Linked DNA regions of Homo sapiens: region 1 is linked to region 2. A link is a loop called in an ENCODE intact Hi-C map of the cell type or tissue named here. Cell type or tissue: endothelial cell of umbilical vein. All regions are shown on one strand. Links, peaks and the distances in the headings refer to the core of each region. The heading gives the core; the rest is flanking DNA. Region 1 overlaps PLCL1 (phospholipase C like 1 (inactive)). Region 2 overlaps PLCL1 (phospholipase C like 1 (inactive)).

Evidence for each region. A loop is a pair of places that touch in the nucleus more often than their neighbours do. Peaks named below come from ENCODE experiments on the same cell type or tissue, not always from the same donor. Only the 100,000 strongest peaks of a DNase experiment are listed, where the experiment ranks them.
Region 1: it touches region 2 in a loop (2.2-fold over the local background); 2 of 110 quality-filtered maps call a loop at or near these places.

The regions. Positions count from the first base shown.
Region 1 is chr2:198,111,352-198,123,400 of GRCh38, reverse strand. The region is part of intron 5 of PLCL1 (phospholipase C like 1 (inactive)); the gene reads right to left. Among named protein-coding and RNA genes, the nearest start is that of LINC01923, 260 kb to the left of the region's middle. In endothelial cell of umbilical vein, for the core only: no CTCF peak of the experiment used is centred there; a DNase peak (open chromatin) is centred at 5,530.
Region 2 is chr2:197,923,043-197,935,091 of GRCh38, reverse strand. All of the region lies in intron 1 of PLCL1 (phospholipase C like 1 (inactive)), which reads right to left. Among named protein-coding and RNA genes, the nearest start is that of PLCL1, 120 kb to the right of the region's middle. RefSeq lists an enhancer at 5,453-5,747. In endothelial cell of umbilical vein, for the core only: no CTCF peak of the experiment used is centred there; a DNase peak (open chromatin) is centred at 5,631; H3K27ac peaks cover 619 bases.

The DNA of each region.
Region 1 (12,049 bases), core at 1,640-9,639, 190 kb before region 2:
TATCTCCAAATACAGCCATATCCTGAGATACTGGGGGTTTAGGATTTCAACATAGAAATTTGTGAAGGGGACACCATCAAGTCCATAACAGTCAACCCCTCCTAATGTTCCAATCTCTGTTGCAAGTGGACTTGTTATCTACAGCCAACCACACTAGAATCCTCTGTATTTAAAATTGAGGGATAGTTTGCCTATTGTAACATGAATAACAAACCCTTCCCTCCCCACTGAAGATGAGCATCTATCTCTCTGCTTTTATATATTTACAAGTTCAGGAGTTTAATTGTTATTATGAAGTGTGGATTTACCATTGTTATTGAGCTTTTTCATTCATTGTATATGAAACAGCTATGGACCAGGTGGGGCAGTCTTGTCAGACTGTGGACAAGGACTGCGGGTCCACACTGCCTGGGTTTCAATCATGGCACTGCCACTCATTAGCTATTAGCTAACCTTTCTGTCCCTTGGTTTTCTCCTGTAGAAAATGGATATCATAATAGTGTGTACATATATCACATAATTGCTATTAGAATTTACTGATTTAATAAGTACAAAACACTTAGAACACTGTCTAGAGAGAATACATATTTTATAACTATAAGTGATTATTTGTTGTTAAGTGTATTTTACATTTTAAAAATATATTTTAAAACTGGAACAAATTCAGTTCCAATCAGTCATATGCTTAATTCCAGCTTTATGGTGAATATTCTGATTTTCTCTAAAATGTCCCACTTCTTTCTGGTATACCCAATTTGTTTTACAATAATTCTCTAGTTTATTGAATAGAAATAATGATGATCTCAAGATGAGAGGATTATTCCAAAAGTGTAACTGAGACCAAAGGGTTTGCCAATTTGGAGCATAAGTGAATACCGGGGAGGAGAGCATTTTCTAAAAGCATTTTCATATATTTATGGCACTAGATATATGATGAGTTCTTGGTAAATACTTAAAGATTGGCAGTGATGAAGATGGTGATGATTCACAAAGGAAGGAAGAAACTCAAAGATAAAAGTTACCCAGATTTTAAGAAAAGATCATATAAAAAATCTAAAGTTCAGTCACTTTGATTGTTAATATCTGAACCATGCTAGAAAAAGACAATAAACCTAAAGGGAGTTAAAGTGTCTTTTTTTTTATCCTCTTATGAGCAACCAAAGGCAATAGTGACCAATGTCTTCTTGCACTGGGATAATTGTTAATATTTTCACAGATTTAAATTCATATAATTCAGTTCACATCTTGAGCACATTTTGTGTGCTTCTTCTAGAGTAACAACAAAAAATCAAACATGGGCACTAGAAGAGTAGAATGTAGAATAGGGCCACTAAAAATTGTATATAATGTATACTCAGGATATCTGTGTACATATGTATATGGATGCCTGTACACAGCATGAATTGAGGGAAATGGCTTGAAGGAGCTGAAGCACTGATCTAGAAACCTGTGCAATTATATCAAATAACCCTGAGAACAGTCACCAGTTGCCTGATAGTCAAAAGATGGCCACCAGAAGGAGGAGAAAAATAAAGATGGGCACTGGTCCTATTGAGAGAAAAAGCCAAAAGCAAATTGCCAGTCCAGTGCATATGGGAGCCTGCCTGTATTCTGAAAAGATGGAATACTCTGGTAGGAAAAGATGAAACTGAGTAAAAGAGTAGGCCAGGTTCTTCAAATTATAAGACAGAGCTGTAATAACCAAAACTGGATGGTGCTGGCATAAAAACAGACATATCGACCAATGGAACAGAATAGAGAACCCAGAAACAAATCTACACACCTACAGTAAACTCATTTTCGACAAAGGTGCCACGAACATACAATGGGGAAGAGACAGTCTCTTCAATAATGGTGCTGGGAAAACTGGATGTCCATATTCAAAAGAATGAAACTAGATCCCTATCTCTCACCATTTACAAAAATCAAATCAAAATGAATTAAATATAAGCCCTCAAACTATGAAACTACTACAAGAAAACATTGGGGAAACTCTCCAGAACATTTGTCTGGGGAAATGTGTCTTAAGTAATACCCCACAAGCACAAGAAACCAAAGCAAAACTGGACAACTGAAATCACATCAAGTTAAAAAGTTTCTGCACAGCAAAGGCAACAACCCAAAAGTGAAGAGACAAACTATAGAATGGAAGAAAATATTTGCAAACTACCTATCTGACAAGGGATTAATAATCGGAATACATAAGGAGCTCAAACAATTCTGTAGGAAAAACTCTAATAATCTGATTAAAAACTGGGCAAAAGATCTGAAAAGACATTTCTCAAAAGAAGACAAATGGCAAACAGGCATATGGAAAGGTATTCAACAACACTGATCATCAGAGAAATGCAAAACAAAACTACAATGAGATATCATCTCACCCCAGTTAAAATGACTTATATCCAAAAGACAGGCAATAAAAAATGCTGGCGAAGATATGGAGAAAAGGGAACCCTCATACACTGTTGGCAGGAATGTAAATTAGTACAGCCACTATGGAGAACAATTTGGAGCTTCCTCAAAAAACTGAAAATAGAGCTACCATACAATCCAGCAATCCCACTTCTGGGTATATATTCAAAAGAAAGGAAATCAGTATATCAAAGAGTTACCTGCACTCTCAGGTTTATTGCAGCACTATTCATAATAGCCAAGATTTGGAAGCAACCTAAGTGTCCATCAGCAGATGAATGGATAAAGAAAATGTGATAGTACATATGGAGTACTATTCAGCCATAAAAAAGATTGAGATCCTGTCATTTGCAACAACATGGATGGAACTGGAGGTCATTGTGTTAACTTAAATAAGCCAGGCACAGAAAAACAAACTTTACATGTTCTAAGTTATTTGTGGGAGCTAAAAATTAAAATAATTGAACTCATGGACATAGAGAGTAGAAGGATGGTTACTAGAGGCTGGGAAGGGTAGTGGGGAATGAGGGGAGATGAGGATGGTTAATGGGTACAAAAAGAAGTTAGAATGAATAAGACCAAGCATTTGATAGCACAACAGAGTGACTATAGTCAATAATAATTTAATTGTATATTTAAAAATAACTAAAAGAGTATAATTGGTTTATTTAAAACACAAAGGATAGATCCTTGAGGGGATGGATAACCAATTTTCCATGATGTGATTATTATGCATTGCATGTCTGTACCAAAACATCTTATGTACCCCACAAATATATACACCTATGTACCCACAAAAATTATTTTTTTTAAGAGTAGACCAGGAAAAATGAAACTCCCCAGAGGTTGAAGTAAGAAAAACAGGACAAAATTTCAACCCCATGAGAAAACGGAGCTGCCAAGAACTGCAGAAACGCCCATCTTCCCAAATGACACATAGGCATCCAATGGTGACGTTGGACACAACGCCCAATATGAAGAACAAGCTTTGGTACACAGGCATCTACAGTGACCTTGGACATCATGACTGTGGATATTAAGGACAGGTTTTGGTGTCACATAGATCAAGGTGTGCATCCATCCCCACGGCTTACTAGTTAGTCGCATCATCTTGAACAACTTGCAGAGCTTCTGTAATCCTCTGCTTTCTCCTAAATCTCAGCACTGTACTAAAACACAGTCCCCACCCTGAAGGAGCAGGATTTTGTATGAGAAAAAGACATAGGGACACATCATTAACATTTAGTGAGTCAGGGTGGTGAGCATGGGAATAAAATTGTGTATAAGCTACAGATCTGGCACTATACAGGAGATAATTTGGTTTTGATGAGAATTGGAGGGTGAGGGGTATGGAGGGACAAGAGCAGGGAAGGCTTCCCTGGAAAGGCAATGGATAACACTAGTGCTGGATGTGAGTGATGAAGAGGAGCTGGTGGGTGACTGAGGAGGGAAAGAACATCACAGTTGGCAGGAACAGCAGTGCGAAGGCATGGAATCCCAAAACTGCCTGATATTTCCAAGAAACAGAACTGAGGGCCTGGAGAATATAAAATGTGAAGACACGGAGGTAAGCAAAGCCCCCATCACAGAGGACCTTCTATCCAGGTCAAGAACTTGGCATTTTTTCTTGAAGCTAACAGACTAACATCAAATCATTTCTCTCACTCAAGTCTTAGGCTTTTTAAAAGATTTATTTATTTTTAACTCTCTTAAATGAATTTAGAGCATTTTTTTCAGAAGATTAAATGAATTTAATTAAATTTTCTTACACAAGAAGGATGTATTAGATTTGAAAAGAGGACTTGATATTATTTTCCAAATGCCTACAGTTTCTGTTGTCAAGTTACAAACTGAATCAACTATGTTTGGTTGTCAAAACCAATCAAAGTTAAGATCTAGCTGAGTTACAATTGACATTTTCCTCATCTGATGTATGTAATACTCTGGATTCTTGGGCTTCTCTACTGTGCTTCAATACACAAATAACAATAGTTTCACATGAAGACACACTACTGTATATGAATCCTTTTGAAATGACTGAAGATTTATCCTAAATGTAAACCTTAGTAGGGAAAATCACTACATTAGACAATAATTATAATTAATGTAATAATAGTTAAAGGCACTCAAAACTTCATGGAGAACAAAAGGTTAGAGACAGAAAAATGCTTAGACTGACAACTTCATGGTAACTACATGACAAATCCAGAGGACACTACTCACATGCATTCAGTGGGAATGGCACCCCCTACGGTTGTGCAGTGCACAATTGACATAGGAGTATGCAGCAGCTCTGGCCAATTCAGGGATTAGACTGTTAAACCTTATGCTGCAAAAAAGAAATGACAGACAAACTGGTATAGAAATGTCTAATCAAAAGCTCCAGGAAAATAATACTGGTTGTGCTGATGTTTAACTTCAATGAAAATTCATAAAGTTTCATGTAATTAATTTTCAAGTCTCCTGTAGTTCAGAGATCTCTATGAAAACTTTTCCTGAGTATCTTTGACAAAACAGCCAAAGGATCTGACCTTCCCAGGAGCTGTTATTTAAAGAGGAAGGACAGTAGTAGTCACTTTATTATTTGCTCCTTTCTCTCTCTCCTCTCCCTCTCTCTCTTTCTGACCAGAGAAGAATCTCTAGAACAAAATTATGCTTCCTGAGATGAACCCAGCAATTTTTAAGGTGGTGGTTATTAAGTAGAGGATGACCGAATGATTTAGTATGGTTGATAAAACTGTGATTCAGTAGCAAAGACTATATTTTTCAGAATTTAAAATTGTAATTTCCATCTTGATGGCATTTGTAATTATTATATTGCTTACACATTTTTATGTTTTTCATAAGAACAGCTGAGAATACATTTAGTTAACCAAAGCCTCCAAGGAAAATTTCATTCCTCTATTATTGTTATTATCATATCTACATGTATTATTACAGAGCTTACAATAAGCAGGGTTTAATAAGTGAGTTGTTTAATATAAGAAACGAGCCTATGATATAACACATATACAAGCACACACTATGCATACATATAATTGTTCCTTTTGATGGTATTCTTCCTCTCCCAGGCTAAAATGTACTATTGATAAAGGAGAACAGGAAGGAAGTTGCTGGCTTTTTCCCTCTCTAGTTTCAGAGTACATGTAAAGACTCTATGGGCTGACTCAGAGGATACACAATATACATTGTTAAGAAGCTTCAGTCTCACCTACTCAGATTTAATACTAGGACATAGTTACCTCTAAAACATACTTTTCCTATACAAGACTTTATACGCTAGCTTTGTTTTTTAGCAGTCTTAGATATCAGTTTCTTGGTTGATAGCAAACCCACGATAAACAAGAACCTGTTTCCTGCAACATGTGTGGTAAGTGTGGAGAGCCATCTGGAAGGTAAGGGAATGAGGAAGCGGTGTGTAACCATCCATGATTTCACCAGCAAATAAACTGTATGGAACTCTCAAGTGTCTATAGGACTGTTTCAGCATATGTTCAAATTGTGCCCATCCAAGCAGTTTGGAGGAATAAACTTCTGTTACAATAATGTACCACCAGAGAACATGAGTAATTCTAACACATTCAACCTTCCCTTTCTATATATCTTTGCTTACAAAAAAGTGAAGCCCAATTGAATCTGAAAAAAAAAAAGAAAAAAAAAACAGAAAATGACTGATAGAGACCCATATTTCTGACCCAAGGAAATCAGAATTTGTTGCTGAAACCCAAGTCATATTTTCAGGGCATCCAGTATATTTTAAATGTATATGAAAAATATGTCTCTTAACACATGCTTAAGAAAAGGAGCTCAACTTTCTGAGACTAGATTTATTTGTAATTGATCAGGAATGTTTTTTGACCCAAGAAAAGGAAAATTCCCAGGCAACACATTCATGAACCAGTTTTATTCTAGTTTTTTTCATAAGGCCAGCTGCTGAGTAGCTGACAACTGGGAGATCCAGAATATTCTAGTTGATTAAGGAATCCCTCTGAGAGATTTGAATTGCAATATTTTTTCCCTGGAATACATTGTAAAGCAATTTAAGAACTTTCCATCCCTCAGTATAACTGACTCAAAAATCCATTGAGAATAGTTATCTTTTAAATAAACACTCAAAGACTTTAGCTATTTTTAGAACACATAGCTTCGTCCTGGCAGATTTACAAATCCCATCATGAGGGGTTAGTGTATTTCACTGCATAGGGAAGGATTCTCTTCTTTGTCTCTGAAACCCTGGAGCTTCTACATAACGACTTGTTAACCTTTCCATAATATTATGCAATGATGCAAAAGTCTAATACTTAATTCTAAGTCATGGTTCTGTGAGAGTCTTTTCTTTCTGGAAGTTACCTTTTTTCAAAGCATTAATAAAATTATTATAATGATCCGTATTTCTTGTCTTATTCAAGTAGTTATCTGAAGAGTTATGTGTAAATTTTTATGAATTTAAGCATATTTTTAAAACTCCAAGGGCATACGTTTTTCAAAGAATCTATAATTAATCTCATAAGGCCATGAGTTTTTCCTTAAAGGGAAAATTCAGTTATTAATTATCCTGCATTCATAGATAGGTATCTTCACTTACCACAAATACTAAAAGTATCAATAATGTATGGAGAGTAATTAATAGTACAAAATCATTTTACAAAAAGTGGGAAATAAGGAGAAAAAAAGATTTATCCTCCTGGCCTATTACTATGAGTATGTAATCTCATATTTGATGTATCTTTGAGCACATTGTATCTACTTGAAATAAGAAATGTTTAATTAAACTGGAAAATAACCACTTATGACTCCAGGGTAACTTTTTTGCTGCTCCATAATCACGATCTTTTCAATATGACTTTAAAAAAGTAGCATCTAATTTCATTATGCTTAACCTAAATTATTCTTTAGATTTTTACATTTACATATTTGTATGTACACATATACATATATACACACATAACATTTTATATATACATGTATATTTATATATTTATATGTATCTATTTTTATATATTTAATAAGTATATTTTTATATATTATATGTATATATTTTATATATTTAATAATTTTATATTTCATAAAAATTTTTTATATATGAGATATGGCTTGGCTGTGTCCTCGCTCAAATCTCACCTTGAATTGTAATAATCCCCACGTGTCAAGGGCGGGGCCAAACAGAAATAATTGAATCATGGGGGTGGTTTCCCCCATACTGTTCTAGTGGTAGTGAATAAGTCTCACGAGACCTGATGGTTTTATAAATGGAGTTCCACTGCACAAGCTCTCTTGCCTGCCACCATGTAACACATTCCTTTGCTCTTCTTCCGTCTTCTGCCATGATTGTGAGGCTACCCCAGCCATGTGGAACTGTGAGTCCATTAAACCTCTTTCTTTTATAAAGTAACCAGTCTCAGGTATATCTTTATTAGCAGCATAATACAATATATAAATGCATATGTTGACAATGCTCAACTTTATCTGAGCCCTGTGTTCCAGGAAATCAGGGATGGTTAAGAAATCCCCTCATCCTTTTGTGTTCCTCAAAAGACCTTACTTACTGCAAAGAACCCCTCTTCCCCATAGGACTTGGCTAAGACTCATGGAATCTCCCTTGTTTATCTGTGACATGGCCAGACACAGACCTTTCAAATTCCCTTTCTTGCCTCATAAATGACTAGCTGAACTGTTTGTCTGTTTGTGTCCACTAACCAATCTGGAGAAAATATTGATACCTACTACCTGGACTTGGCCAAACTTTAATTAGGCTTCTCTCTTCCCCTTAGGCCCTGGAACTTTGACCCACTCTCATCCTGAGACAGCACACAGCCTCTCCTTAATCGCCTCTTACCAAGAAAGGACTGACCACAGGAAAGATGTTTCCTCACTGTAGGATCAACTGTGGGATCACGCTACCCACTCCCTCATATGTGCTTCTTTCTGACCTTCTGTGCCCTTCCCTATAAAAGAAAAATCCTTTCTGCCTGGCCTTTCAAATGCTTACAGATCTTAAGGTAGGAGCATTCTCCCCATTACAATAGTTCCCCTATCACAGTAGTCCCCTCTCCTTATTGTGATAATTCTTTTGAACAGATTCTCTATCTAAATTCAGATTTGACTTTATTTGACAATGTCTGTGTGCATACCATATATGTGTGTATATATGTATATGTATATATAGATATATATATGCACACACACACACACATTCAGAGAAGTGAACTCATTTTGCTCTGATTTGGATTAACAATAAGGAAATTAGATAGATGTAGCCCATTTTTGTCTTCCTTGAGTAACAATATCAGAAAAGGAGCTTGTGAGTATAAAACCTACAAGGGCTGTAAGGAACCAGAATGAAACAATTTGGTTATCAATGTTTTCTTTCCACTTATATCACTGTAAGAAATACTTAATGCAGAGTTAAGACATCAAACTCACTTAAGCTACAACTCACCTTAGGCTAAAACTCTGTGTGTAAGAAACAAATTTTCTCTAAGGAAAATTTTCCTGAAAGAAAAGTAAGACCTTCAATAACTTCACAAGTTGGAGCCAAGTCCTCTGGTCTATGATGCATCTATTCATTAGGATCCTGCCACTTTTGAATTATTCAGATTCATTATAAAATGCAGCTTTCATCTGAAAAAAAAAAGTGTACCTCCAAGAGATGCTAAATTTAGTTCTACTGGAGATAAAGTGGTGTGTGCTTCCATAATCATGTCAACAGCCCGGCTTTTATCTCTACTAAACTCCTGGGCAGCACAGCTGGGATGCAGCCACCCAAGGCAGAAATCTGGACACCATGTAACCAGTCTGCCTATTGCTAAGAAGCATTAACATTCTATTTAAACTGTCCTATATTGTTGGATAAGAGCTGTTTGAAATAATGTTTTAAACTTGTGGCTTTTTTTAAATTATAGATGCATCAATTATACTTCAAAAAATTTACCCATATATCTAACACTAATACTAATATTCTATATTATATAACTCTCTCTCTCTCTCTGCATCTTTTCAGCTTTAAATTGTAGAAATTTCTCAGAAACCAACCTTATAACATCCTCCTCTGTAACTATAAGCTATTAAATGAATTTTATGGATACACATGGTTATAAAACTTCGCTGCAGATTATATTTTAGAAGGTGGATGATTAAATTAATTTGTAATTAATATGGCCAGATTTGATATAATAACAAATTAGCCATAATGCTAATGAGTGGTAATTAAATGAGCAAGGCAGAAATTTTAGAACTCCCCAGACCATGTTGAAGAGGTCCGGCACATCTTTATTTTGATGTGTTTTCTTTTCACCATTATTTTCAAATTGTTTTGGCAACCACACTCAAGTATCAAGATACAAGGCAGGGTTTTGGAATCCATGAAAGGCTGGAATATTTACTCACCACTGTACTGGTATTTCCTCGTGGAATACTTCCCTGGCCTCTCCCATTAGGTCAAATCCCATTGCACACTCTCATAGTGTCATGCACTTTTTTAAGGCACCCATCATAAGGACAAATTTAACACACATCATGTGCTTGTTAAATGACAGCTTCCCCCACTAGACTGTCAGCTCTGAGACCAGAAGGCCACATTTTTATTCACCAGTACATTCCCAAGCACAAAGCCTGTCACCTAGTAAAGACGTAACAGATACATTTGTTGAATTAATAAATTTGGTTTCACCAAAAATAAAATGAAATAAAAATTTGTTAAATTATTGTTTGCTAATTTATGGATTAGAAGCCTCATTTATGCATTGCACTTCCTTATTTATAAATGTCAGTGTGGAAATAACATCACCTTCTTGAGGTGGGAGAGAAGGGTCTTTATTTTGCACTAATTAGCCAAACAATAACAAGATTCTACAAATGTGTCTAGGAGTATCTTTTCAGATACCTCGTCCACGGATAAATATATCAAACTTAGTTTATAACCCCCAGATAGATGCTATGCCTTCTAAATGTATACTCTACACTTTATAAGGCTTAATAATATTTTCTTTTGTGTATAAAAATAATGGTACTGACATATGAGATTCAAGCTGTTTTTCTAGAAGTGATCCATCCATTCTCTCCCTTCTGCCACCCACCTTCTTCCTGGTAATCAATGATATCCATTGTAAAGCAGCTGGCTAAGATTCCAAGTGAGTTGAGGGCTTACTAGGTTGAGCGAGACTAAACTGGCTGCCACTGGAATAAGACCCTCAATTTTGGCTTCATCCCTATTTTGCCCCTCCCAGTTGCGTTCACCAAATGTTTCTGGCATGACTGTTAACCGTAACTGTTTGCCAAAATTCCAACATTATTTTTAAACGTTTAATAGACAAAAAAATTGAAATAAACTTTACAACAAAATGAAAATTGAAGAAGTAAATGTTGCCTAGAGGAGACACAGAATAGATTCTGCTGTAACTCCTCAGTTGATAAAGGACAGATTGTAGGTCTGAACAGTAGAACTGTGGCTGTGGAGGAGGGGGCATGAGGAAGGAATATGAAAGGAGTATAGCCTTTGTAAAGTTTTTGCTAGAGGCATGGCTCTTGAACTTCCTCTGTCCCATCAAGAAATGGCAGCTAGCAATGTCCAGACTAAAAGCCAATGAATAGCAAAGCTGTCCAAGAGAAACAAGAGGAGGCTGGCTGGGCTCTCAGGGGTCCTGGGTCTGGTCTTCTGCTTTGGTATTGTTGTTGTTGTTTTGCTTTGCTTCCGTGATTCCCAATCGTACCTGTCCAAGGACTCAACTGTATCCATTCGCTCAGGGGTGATCAGGCCCTGGGAAGCTGATTCATGCTAACCAAGCTCATAGGAGATGGACAAATAAAAAAGGAAGTTAACTGATTTACTTACAAAGAGAAATGTGACTACTGGGCAGATGGAACTAGTTATACCACTTGGTCAATTCATTCTATTTTCCACTAGAAAAGTGTACCTGGGAAACCAGATTGAGAAAAGAGAGTTGTTTTGTAAATATAGTGTTGTAAATAAATTATTCTCAAGATACACTCTCTCGCTGTAGCTTTCTGCACTAACCACTGACTACTGACAGTAGGCATATTCTGTCAAGGTGATTGAAATATTCATGCTAGATGGGCAGGACACTCACTCCCTTAGATAAGTAAAATAATAAATATAAAACACTTGGTAGGATACTTGATACATAGAAAGTGCTCAGTTAATACAAACCATTACTATTATGGTGCTGTCAGTATTTTGACAATATAGCATAGTGGGATGACAACATGGCCTTTAGAGTTAAATCCTTGCTCCATCACTCACTTCCTGTATGCCAATGGGAAGGTTCTTAACCTCCTGAGCCTCATTTCCCCTATCTGTAAAATGGGTATAATAAGAGTAAATTTACAGGGTTATCCTTAAAAGTAATTAAAATGTTGTGTAAAAATCACTTGATTATTGTAAGCACTGAATGTTCATTTTTAATAATAAAAATAACAAACACTCATATAGCATGTGCCAGATACTGCTTTATATATATTTACTCATTTAGTCCACATTATAAGGGGTAGTTGAAGAACTTGTCACTGGTAGATTGTATTTACCAATATCTGCTCCTCTTCCCTGAGAAGGTTTACATTTGTCCTACTCCATGAAATCAGACTTGACTGTGGCTTGCTTTGACCAGTCAAATGTGAGTGG
Region 2 (12,049 bases), core at 2,046-10,045:
AGATGGTATCTCGTTGTGGTTTTGATTTGCATTTCTCAAATGACGAGTGATGTTGAGCATTTTTTCATATGCTAGTTGGCCGAGTGTATGTCGTCTTTTGAAAAAGTGTCTGTTCATGTCCTTTGCCCACTTTCTAATGGAGTTGTTTGTTTCTTGCTTGTTAATTTAAGTTCATTTAGATTCTGAATATTAAACCCTTGTCAGATGCAGAATTTGCAGATATTTTCTCCTATTCTATAGGTTGTCTGTTTACTCTGTTGATAGTTTCTTTTGCTGTACAGAAGTAAAAGTGATATTAAATGTTCTCACAAAGAATGATACGTATGTGAGGTGACTGATATGTTAATTTGCTTGATTTAATCATTTCACAACATATACATATATGAAAACATTACTTGGTATACCATAAATATATACAATTTTTGTCACCTATAAAATGTTTTTGTCAACTATAAAATATTTTTCTTTCCTAACGAAGAAAAAAAAACTTATCCAGAGGTCAGAATTTAAGTTTATGCCTCTCTTATCTGCAAATACCTCATTCAAATAAAATCTATCATCTTAATAGTGCTTTTGAATATGAGAGAGAAAAAAAGAAACCTTCTGTCTTGGTTGCTATGGTTACAAGAAAGGCGTTGTGGATGTGAATATGCCGACTTCACAAAGTCAAAAGCAAGAACAGTGATATTCTCAGCACTGATAAACACTCTGCCACTACAGCTGCACATTTACAAACTTCCATGAACTCAATGAAAGTGGATTCAGGGATCCATTAGGTATTTTATCATATTATATATCATCCCCAGCTCACACTACTTTTAAAAGAGCTGAAGAAAGAAATCTCTTGATAGACAGCTTCCTGTCCATTTACAACCTAGAAGGTACCTAACAAAAAACAAACAAAAAAACTTGCTGGCAAACCAAACTGTTTTTACTGAGATAAGAAAGAAACCATAAACACAATCATTTTAAAACACTCATATTTTAAGTATAGCTGCTAATATTGAATGACAGTTGCCATAAACTCTAATTGGATGAGATGCATTAGAGTTAAGTGTGTTGAGCCAAAATGCTCTTACATTTGCCGTACAGATTTCCGGGAGCAATTCACAGTATGTATTTCTGCAGCTATAACCATTTTTAACCCAGATTACTCTTTCAGGAAGTTTATTTTAAGCTCAGTAACTTAAATACTGTACCCAAAAAATATATAGAAAGGAAGAAAGTAAGACTTTACAAAATTATTATAGAGGCCATTATATATATATAGACAATTATTATATAGACAATTATCCAGTCTACCATTATGAGCATTTAATATAGAATAAGAAAGAGCTCTGTACTGTATCACATCAAGAACCTTCTTCCCACCCTTAAGAAACATTCTGATCTTAAATCACCCTGCAGGCCCAGTTCCAATGACTTCCATTAGCTCTCAATTATCCACGATGATAATGAACCAGAACAAATAGTCAATTCACCAATTACCCTCATTTTGCCCAAATATCACAGCCTTTTCCTTAACTAATATAGCTAAAGATTTGCAATTAATCTATTAATCTTGTTATTTCCTTTCTACCAGCTCTGAGGCAATTAGTATATAGAAACAACACATACTAGCTAACACGGCGAAACCCCGTTTCTACTAAAAATACAAAAAATTAGCTGGGCGTCGTGGCAGGCGCCTGTAGTCCCAGCTACTTGAGAGGCTGAGGCAGGAAAATGGCGTGAACCCGGGAGGTGGAGTTTGCAGTGAGCCGAGATCGCACCACTGCGCTCCAGCCTGGGCAACAGAGAGAGACTCCGTCTCAAAAAAAAAAAAAAAAGAAAAGAAAAAAAAAAGAAACAACACAAACATCAGATGGGAGTCAGGAATAAAAGAAAGAGAAAAAGAGAACAACTTAGATAATTCTCCAACTTGATATTTAGCTCCTGAATAATTAAGAATCAACTAGGATATAGTGCCCACCACACTCACTGAAATTTTTTAAAATTCTCTTTTCATACCTTTAAGTCAAGGGCAAGCATTTTAAAAAGCAGACAGCCAATAACTGCTCCTCTCACACATACTTTGTTTCTAGGAGTAGATACTTTAAACTATTTCCTTTATGAAATTCTAACTTATTGTTTTTGTTGATTGGCCCTAAACCTCACCAAAACAAAACCAGCAGACCTAAGCAAATCAGGATGCCTCCCAGTTTCAGGTGATCTCTTTTTCCTTTTAACACTCACAGTGAAGTACCTAACATGCTCTCCTATTTCTTCACCATTCTGAATGCCATCTCCCAATCCTGCTTTAATACCAATTTACTGCCACAGCCCATGTCTCACTTACCTTTTAATTCCTGCAATACCTGGAATAGTGTCTTGTGCATAGTAGGTGACTAAGAAATTGATCTTGAGTTGAAGTAAGTTAAAAACGCCTTTCTATACACATGCAAAATAGTGAGTTAGCAGGAACAGAAAACCAGACACTGCATGTTCTCACTTATAAGCGGAAGCTGAACAATGAAAACACATGGACACAGGGAGGGGAACAGCACACACTGGGGCCTGCTGGGTTTGGGGGGTAGGGGGACGGAGAGCATCTGGAGAAATAGTCAATGCATGCAGGACTTAAAATCTAGGTGGTGGGTGACAGGTACAGCATACCACCATGGCACATGTTTACTTATGTAACAAACCTCCACGTCCTGCACGTGTCCCAGAACTTAAAATTAAATTAAATTTTTAAAAAATAGTTGTCAAAAAAGTGTAAGTACCTCAAAATGGGAAATAACTGTGTTCAGTGCAGTATAAAAAGAGGTCCTAGACAGCAATTCCTAAACCATCACAAGCTGAAGAAAATACCCAAGTTCACTGCATAATCTCATTCAACAGAATCAGAGCACTGAAACTAGCCACATCTCATCAGATGGTAACTGTGGAATGAGTGAGTATCAGAGGACCGTGCAATCAATATGAGTAGCAATGACCCAACAGAGAAAGTATGGGGAAGATCACAGAAGCCTAAAACTGAGAAATTGGCAGTTTTTCAGGTCCTTTGGTCACATCATGTCTTGCTCATTACCCATTCAAAAGAATTTCCTTTAAAATAGTCCAGTTCTGCTCTATGCAGGATATTTTACAATCTAGCCTTAAACAAAATTGAATATACATATGTAAATTATGTAAAATGACCACAGCCCTCCAATTTTGACAATTTTAACCTTAACAATTTAAACCTCTCCACTTCCCCTTTCATGTTCAACTGACCTGTGTAGTAATAAGACATTCAAGAAATAATTTTATCATAGTCCTTTATGCTTCCCACTGAATTTAAAACTGGGAATAAAGGCCTCTGTCCTATGAAAAGGTTAGATCATTGGTTGGTTGGGTGATTGGATGGTTGGGTGGGTGGGTGGGTGGGTGGGTGGTTGGTTGGTTGGTTGGTTGGTTGGTTGGATGGTTGTAGGTTGGTATGAGGAAGGCAAGAGGTCTGTCTATTTCTTGAATCATACTCAATAAGGCCATCTCCAAACAGGAAGACAGGAACCCCACCAAGATCATTTGTATAAAGGTACTGGTAGCTTCTGCCATAAAAAGGAAAAGAATGGGTGGAATTTGCATGCAGAAATGAATAATTTAATTGAAGATCAGCCGGTGTAGACTGCCTTATAAGTTGTTACCACCTACAGCAACAGCTGAGCCTCCTTGTAATTATAGTTCTATCAATGACTTTATCCTTTAAAGAAAAAAACAAAACCTGAAATATCCTCAGAGCACTATAAATGATAGCAACTATTCCAGAATGCTGCTCTGAGGTGGGTGAGGAAAGTTTAAGTCTGACTTTCACCGACCAGATCTAAACACTTTTATGGGGGCAAAGGGAGCCCAGGCTTTCTTGCTAGCAATAGATACTGCTTCTTAGGCTCTATCTTCCCTTCCGAGACACCTCCCAGTTTCTTTTCCCAATCAAGGTGGCTCTTATTTTTATTCCAGCTGGAATTTACCACACGAAACTTAAGAGGGTGAGCATATAATGTGACTTAGCCCAAACCCTTCACTTACCTGCCCTGCCACCCTCCAACTGACCCCTCCCTCATGACCTTCTGTCCACAGCCCCTGCTCATTCAGCACTGATGTAGAATAGGGCATAGAGTAAAGAGTAACTGTCTACCACTTTTAGCAGCCTATCTTTATAGAAAACAAGATCATAGAAGGCACAATAAACCAAATAAGCCCTTCCCAGATAGAAAAAAGAACTTTGACAGTGCTGGCCTCCTTATGTGGGAACTTTTGTGAGTTAAAAATGTTATTAATAAAATTGCAAACATGCCCCTCCATATGTGTCCTGGTAGGAGCAAGATGGCTCCCTGAAAATTATGCAGGCAGATGACCTACTGATTACAATTCTTCCTCACATCTGCAGTGTGTTGCAGCTCAGAAGGCCTGACCAATTGTCGCTGTATGGTGCCTAGAGTTCTATGAACATACATTATTTTTCCAAAACATACAAGGAAATGAAAAGCATCAAAGAATAAGGTATAGTAGGAAAACGAGGCCTCTTTACACAATAAACTATTAAGAAGAAAAACAAAAGACCCAGTTATTTCATTTTATTTTAGCCCCTTAGTTTTCACAGATTTAAAGTCATCAAGTATAAAAGAACCCAAAGATCTTTCCCTCAAGACATTTCACCAAATAGCTCAACTGCCAAACATCTGAATTTGAGTTCAGTCATATCATTTGCATGTACTCTATTTTGTGAAGAACAGATCTGTTGAAGTAGTGTTTCTTATTACCAAAATTGTATGTTTCCCTGAAGCAATGTAGTAATTAAAGATTCTCCTTGACTGATATTTTCAAAAACGTCTATTTAAAGTGGGAGGTTGGGATATGTGGTAAGTCTTATGAAAGTGTGAAGTAGTTAAAAGATCTAAATGGCACATATTCCATTGCAGATCACTTAAGTTACTTTTAGGTTGTTAATATTTATATAGAGCAGTAGTAATGGATTTTTCTTTACTTCAGAAGTTCCAAGATTAGTAGGCATTTGCACAGATTAATGCACACTCTTCCATGCAGATTCACCCCATGGGAATCTTTTTCCCTCTCACTATTTGATACTCAGTGAGACATCTGTGTATCACAGGAGAAAAAATGTCAAAAGAACAACTTTAGGTAATGTTTGATTCAATAAATAAATTGAAATTAAGTATGTTATTTTTGTTTTCTTTTTCTCTCTATTATTCTATAACCTCACACTGATAGAGTAGATAAAGGATGAGGCAATGCAAGTCAACGAATGAGAAACAAAGATGGACGAAGAACTAAAGGAAAGTCTCTGTGTCACTTACTTTACTAGTTACCTAGCACTATTTTTAACTCTCTCATTAGAATTCATACCTGCCCAGAATCCAAATGTGAAGCTGTCCAGTACTCTGTTCTAAAATCAAAACACATCAAATGCCCAGCTTTCAATTATTCCTATAAAATATATCTTAATCACTCATATCCCTTCTACCTAACCTTCTGAAGTACCTGAAAACTGTCAAGAGAAAAGGAAGGAATTCTTGATATGAATCCCACTAAGTCACTGTGAGTCACAGAAATGGCCAGGCCACTCCTGCTTATCTGCTAATAACAGCTGCAGCCACTTCCAACTGAAGAGCAGGAGCCTTCCTGCCCACCAAACAAAGAGTGGAAACAGGAAAGAATCTTCATTCAACAGTTAAGGAGCATGCTGCCTCATCTTCTGGAAGGTGGAGCTTCCTTCTAGGGTGTTTATAAGACTGCTGATACAAATGTATAAAACCCAAATCAGGAGAAGGCGTTTACAGTCGGCCCTCCATATCCATGGGGGATTGGTTCCAGGACCCCAGAAGGATACCAAATTCAAGAATGCTCAAGTCTCTTATATAAAATCGTTCAGTACAGTATAACAAATGTCACTATGGCATTAATGAGGCTAGAAAATGACTGGCCTGGAAACTGTTTATTCATTAACATAATTTAAAAACTAACAATTCACTGAAGCATATACATTAGCAATCACAGAATCTCATTTAGTTAAGTGACACATGCCAATGCTAAAATGTTTTCATTATAGAAAAGTTGAAAAAATTAAAGAAAAGTGTAAAGAAAAAGATTACCAAAGGGGAAACAATATAATCCAAACAGAAGGCAATGACTATTGACATGGTGGTATATTTTTCCAGGTATTTTTCTAGGCATATTTATTTTTGAATTGTTGTACTGAGTTGTATACATAATTGTGAATCGATTCTGTTGCTTCATTTACTATTGTAATATCTAAGTTATGAGAAACTCTTTATAAATATCATGTTTATGACTGAGTTTAATCTTGGAACTAAGCAAAGGTGAAGACAAGGACTCATCAGTGATTTAACACCTTTTTAAAATCAAAGTTCAAGGATACACTTCCATCATTAACATTTCATCATATTGTTTTCATAAATACTTTTAGAATTGTGGGATCCAGTCCAAGTCAAAAAAAAGAGAGTCCCCTAACAGTGCTTAACACTTTCAAAATAATAATCCATTTCATAAATCTTCAGAGCAAAAACTATACCAGTGGTAATAATGTTAGCACAGATTCCACTCAGAGCATCTTGAATATTTATCTAAGACATAGTCCCAGCATTGGCTAGTATCTATACTTCTTTAAAAATATAATGGGGTCAAGAGAGAATTTTCATGTAAGTTAACTTCCTAGAGGCTCCTAACAGCTCTTCATAGTTAGTACTTAGTGAAAAATAAGCAACATTTGCTTGCTTAATGCCACTGAGTACAGAGTCAAGGAGATTTAACCATGACAATTAAGTCATGTTGAGTGATTATATAAATTGGAAGAAATTTCTTGTCCAAAGTGAAGAGCTAATACATATATCATTCTGGATGCTTACTCATGACTAATCATGTATTGAGCAATAAATGCAAAAGGAAAAATTGAAACTTGATGAAAGGAAGTTTCTAAAACTGTATACCTTTGGTTGAAATATATGCATATAATGACTAGATGCAGATATAAAGCAATATACCAGTCAAAAAAATCATACCATCAAACTTCATTTAAAAATGACCCTTGGTTCTAAATTTAACCTTAAGAGTTTGTGCATTTTTCACAAAATGGATCCTTCTTTGTGCTTTTCCTAAAAGAGGGGAAAACTACACCATATTTGCTTGTCAATTTTCACATAATCTGGCCATAACGTCACTAATGCTAGTCATCAGTGTCTGTTTGGGTTATTCCTGAGAAACAATATAACCTTAAAATTTTCCATAATAAACATAGATTTTGACACTCAAATTATTTCATCTTAGTATCTCACCCATGCACACTTGAATCAAAAGTTTGACCCATGAAGGAAGGTGTCTAGTGATAGGATCCCTCCTCCCAAGTAGTCCTTTCAAGTGAGCCAGAGAGGTTTCTAAATCTGGAAACCAGCATAGCCATTTCTCCAGAATTTTTGTAAAAATGCCCTGTGAGTTGGCTTATGTAATACTTGGCTGTTTGCCTTGAAAACACTAATTTTGTTCATTACAATGCTACTTTTGCTTTTCTACCTTTCTTCTTTGTATTTTTAGCATTAGGAAAAGACAGAAGGTAACCCTCAAAATGATAGAAGAACATATCAACCAAATTCTTCTTGAAATCCCAAAGGAAAGAGATATGAAGCATCACAGAAGAGGGTGAATACATTGAGGAGGGGCTCACTGACATTGGTGGTGCCAAGATGAGTTAAAGCAATGAATGGAGACAGAATTAAATAACATTAAATGACATGGTAGAATGCCATTCCCCTTTCAGTTCTCTTTCAATCCCTCTGATTACATCACAAAGAACATTTAAGTTTGCTATTCTTTAACACCCCTCTGACAATAACTGTGATAGATAAAAAGATGGCCACAAATTCTTCCCTACTATTTTCCTTGAATCTGAACTAGACTAAATCAATAGAAAGTGGTTAAGATGTTGTGGGACTTCAGAGCCTAGATCCTAAGAAACCTCAGTGTCCACGAAGACTTCTTTGAGCACTCACTCTTGGAACTTAGCTGCCACATGTGATGACAAACCATATGAAGAAGCAACGTGTAGGCACTACAGGAAATAGCTTCAGGCGGTCCCAGCTAACAGGTAGCAGCCCTTGCCCAGCCAAATAAGACAACCACCATGAACATCCAGCCCAATCAAGCCTTCAGATAATCCCTGCCCCAGCTGTCAAATGAAACCTCATGCCAAACCCAAACGAGTACCACAGGATAGCCAAGTCAACCCACAAAAATGTGAGTGATAGTAATAAAGTATTATTTTAAACCACTAAGTTTTGGGTGGCTTGTTTTGCAGCAACTGATAACCAGAAGGCTTCCTACTCCCCAGTTTCAAGAAAGAAACAATAGGCTGCAGTTTCAGCAAATGCGCAGGCCAATAGTAGACAAATGATAAAAATACTACTTTTGATCTTATTTATGTTTGTGCCATGTGATAGTGGGTTTTTATTTATGGTCACGGTTAGAAAAGGCAACATCAAATGAATACAAAGTTAAAGAGACAAATTTTTTAAATATCACGTAAATTATAATTTGAGTTTGAAAGCTCATAACAAAAAATGGGATGGTGAATGGCCATGAATGGCTGACATATGGGAAACATTGCATAAAGATAAAGGATAACATGGAAAGGTTCTAAGGGAATAGACTAGGCTCAGAAACAGAAACCTCTTATTTTGCCTAAAGAGGTAAAATGGCAGTGCAAAATCCACAAGTGGGTTCAGCCATTGCTTGTCACATTCTGATGTTTTCTGTCTATGTGTCACTACTTATTCCTGAGTCTCTACTACAAAATCTGAGGGTAACTCTGACCTCTCCCACAGGGTTGGTTTGGGGCTCTACAGCATGTTATTGAATCTACTCATATACTCTTTGGAGGTAGAAAAAAATCACAGTGAGCCACTGAAGCTTGACAAGTTATTTGCTGACATGCTGTGAACAAGAAATTTACACATGTTGCAGAGCAGCAAGTAAGGATTCATAAAGATGAGAGGGAAAACAAGACCCCCTCAAAGACAAACCAAAAGCCATAACTGACAAACATGGTTTGAATAGAAGGAAAGCTGACCTTCAAAACAAGACTGAATTTCATTCAGAATGTATTTAAGATCCAGAAGAAAGGACAGATGTGCTACAAATAGAGTGACAAAATATGATACTTAAGAGCATTTAAAACTGAGTAGAAAAATCAGGTCTCCAGCTAAAAGAGAGATTGAAATAAAAAGGGTTAATGACAAAGGTGTGGGAAGGTTTGGCAGGAGGCTCTGGTGTAGAGGAGGTCTGAGGGAGGGAGGGAGGGAGGGAGTGTTAGTGAGTGCATGGAGAAAAGTTGTAGTTTAAGTACAACTAGCAGACCATTAACATTTATGATGGATGTCCTCAGGCTTTTGTAAATACCACTACAACATATGATTTCCTCCATAAGATACACACTTGAGAAGATGTGGGTACAGGCTTTCTCCTTGGCTAGGAGTGGCTCCAACAAATTAGTCTTGCATTCTCACTGTCATATTTATGATTTGACCCAATTACAAATCACCACATTGAAGAGCTTAAAGTTCATTCCCAAATAATAGAAACTGAAAATGTTAAATCTGGGAAAGCCAAGAGTCTACTGTATTCACTTGGGAAGAAATTTCTTCTCAGAAGCTGAATGTTGATGATTAAGCAATCCACTAGCTAGAACTGAAACACCCCACTCAAAATTCAAGCTAACTGATTTTTTTTAACCAACCAGTTTTTAAAACTTCTCCAATATACTTCTATAGCACATAAACAAATCCCTCACAACTCTGAAAATTTTATTTTATATTTTTCACTTTATCACCCATATAAATACAGATTTTTTTTCTCAATACTTAAAAGTTTTCAGTGTGGGAAACAGCATGTGGTGTTGATAATTTCCTAGCCGGCACATTCATAAATTCAAGATTATTGAGAACTACAACAGTGTCCACAAAAGCCCATCAGGAAAAGTAAAAAACTGATTCTTAATCTGTTCATTTATAAATCACTTTTTCCATCTTAAAAACCAAAGCCATAATATTATGCTACATTTCAGATTGTTTGATTGCCCGAATTTATTCAACAAATGGGTAGGGAATCAGCTAGAAATTTGCATTCCTTTCACTTTATTCTATGATCAGTTCTAGATTATTCTCAAATATTATGGAAACCCTAAATGTAATATCTAAATGTAACGTTAAAAACTCTAGATGTAATACCTGAAATGCTCTGGGTTTTCAGTCAACCACTTAAGTCCTCAGAATATAATGAATACGTTCCTACTCATGACCCCCCCAGATAAGAAGGATGCTAAATTCAACTGTTGCTCTCCCTGTGCTGACAGGCAGGCCTGCACAGTGCTCAACAGTGAACTGGAGCCGGTCTCGACCCTGTGAGCGCTTCATTAAACAAGTTTAGCCCTCTGTACTTCAGTTCCCTGGTCTATAAAGTGCTGTATCAATAATAATAGTATTGCTCATGGGTTGTTGTAAAGATTAAATAGAGTGATACACATAAAATACTTAGCCTAATGCATCTACATACATTTTAGTGCTACTGTTTGTTGTTGTTACTAAGATTTACCACAACTCAAATTAACTCAAATCTAAAGGTGAATTTCTCAGAGCTTTCTCCATTGTCAATACCAGTGGAGGGTTCACCTGAAAAGATGTTTGTGTATTTGTGATATGACTGCTCTCAATTAAGAATTTATCAATCAGAGCCTGCTCAGGAGGAACAAAGACATTGAAGCTGCAGCAGAGACAAGGTCTTGATTTTCAAAGATCAGGCCTACGGCTAGGGTAAAGCTAGTGAAGCACTTGCCTTGCGTGCAAAAATGTAAGGGGGCCTCTCCCTCTCCCTCTCCCTCTCCCTCTCCCTCTCCCTCTCCCTCTCCCCACGGTCTCCCTCTCATGCGGAGCCGAAGCTGGACTGTACTGCTGCCATCTCGGCTCACTGCAACCTCCCTGCCTGATTCTCCTGCCTCAGCCTGCCGAGTGCCTGCGATTGCAGGCACGCGCCGCCACGCCTGACTGGTCTTGGTGGAGACGGGGTTTCGCTGTGTTGGCCGGGCCGGTCTCCAGCCCCTAACCGCGAGTGATCCGCCAGCCTTGGCCTCCCGAGGTGCCGGGATTGCAGACGGAGTCTCGTTCACTCAGTGCTCAATGGTGCCCAGGCTGGAGTGCAATGGCGTGATCTCGGCTCGCTACAACCTACACCTCCCAGCCGCCTGCCTTGGCCTCCCAGGGTGCCAAGATTGCAGCCTCTGCCCGGCCGCCACCCCGTCTGGGAAGTGAGGAGCATCTCTGCCTGGCCGCCCATCGTCTGGGATGTGAGGAGCCTCTCTGCCTGGCTGCCCAGTCTGGAAAGTGAGGAGCGTCTGCGCCCGGCCGCCATCCCATCTAGGAAGTGAGGAGCGCCTCTTCCCAGCCGCCATCACATCTAGGAAGTGAGGAGCGTCTCTGCCCGGCCGCCCATCGTCTGAGATGTGGGGAGCGACTCTGCCCCGCCGCCCCATCTGGGATGTGAGGAGCGCCTCTGCCCGGCCGAGACCCCGTCTGGGAGGTGAGGAGCGTCTCTGCCCGGCCGCCCCGTCTGAGAAGTGAGGAGACCCTCTGCCTGGCAACCACCCCGTCTGAGAAGTGAGGAGACCCTCCGACCGGCAGCTGCCCCGTCTGAGAAGTGAGGAGCCTCTCCACCCGGCAGCCACCCCATCTGGGAAGTGAGGAGCGTCTCCGCCCGGCAGCCACCCCGTCCGGGAGGGAGGTGGGGGGGGTCAGCCCCCCGCCCGGCCAGCCGCCCCATCCGGGAGGGAGGTGGGGGGTCAGCCCCCCGCCCGGCCAGCCGCCCCGTCCGGGAGGTGAGGGGCGCCTCTGCCCGGCCGCCCCTACTGGGAAGTGAGGAGCCCCTCAGCCTGGCCAGCCGCCCCGTCCGGTAGGGAGGTGGGGGGGTCAGCCCTCCGCCCGGCCAGCCGCCCCGTCTGGGAGGTGAG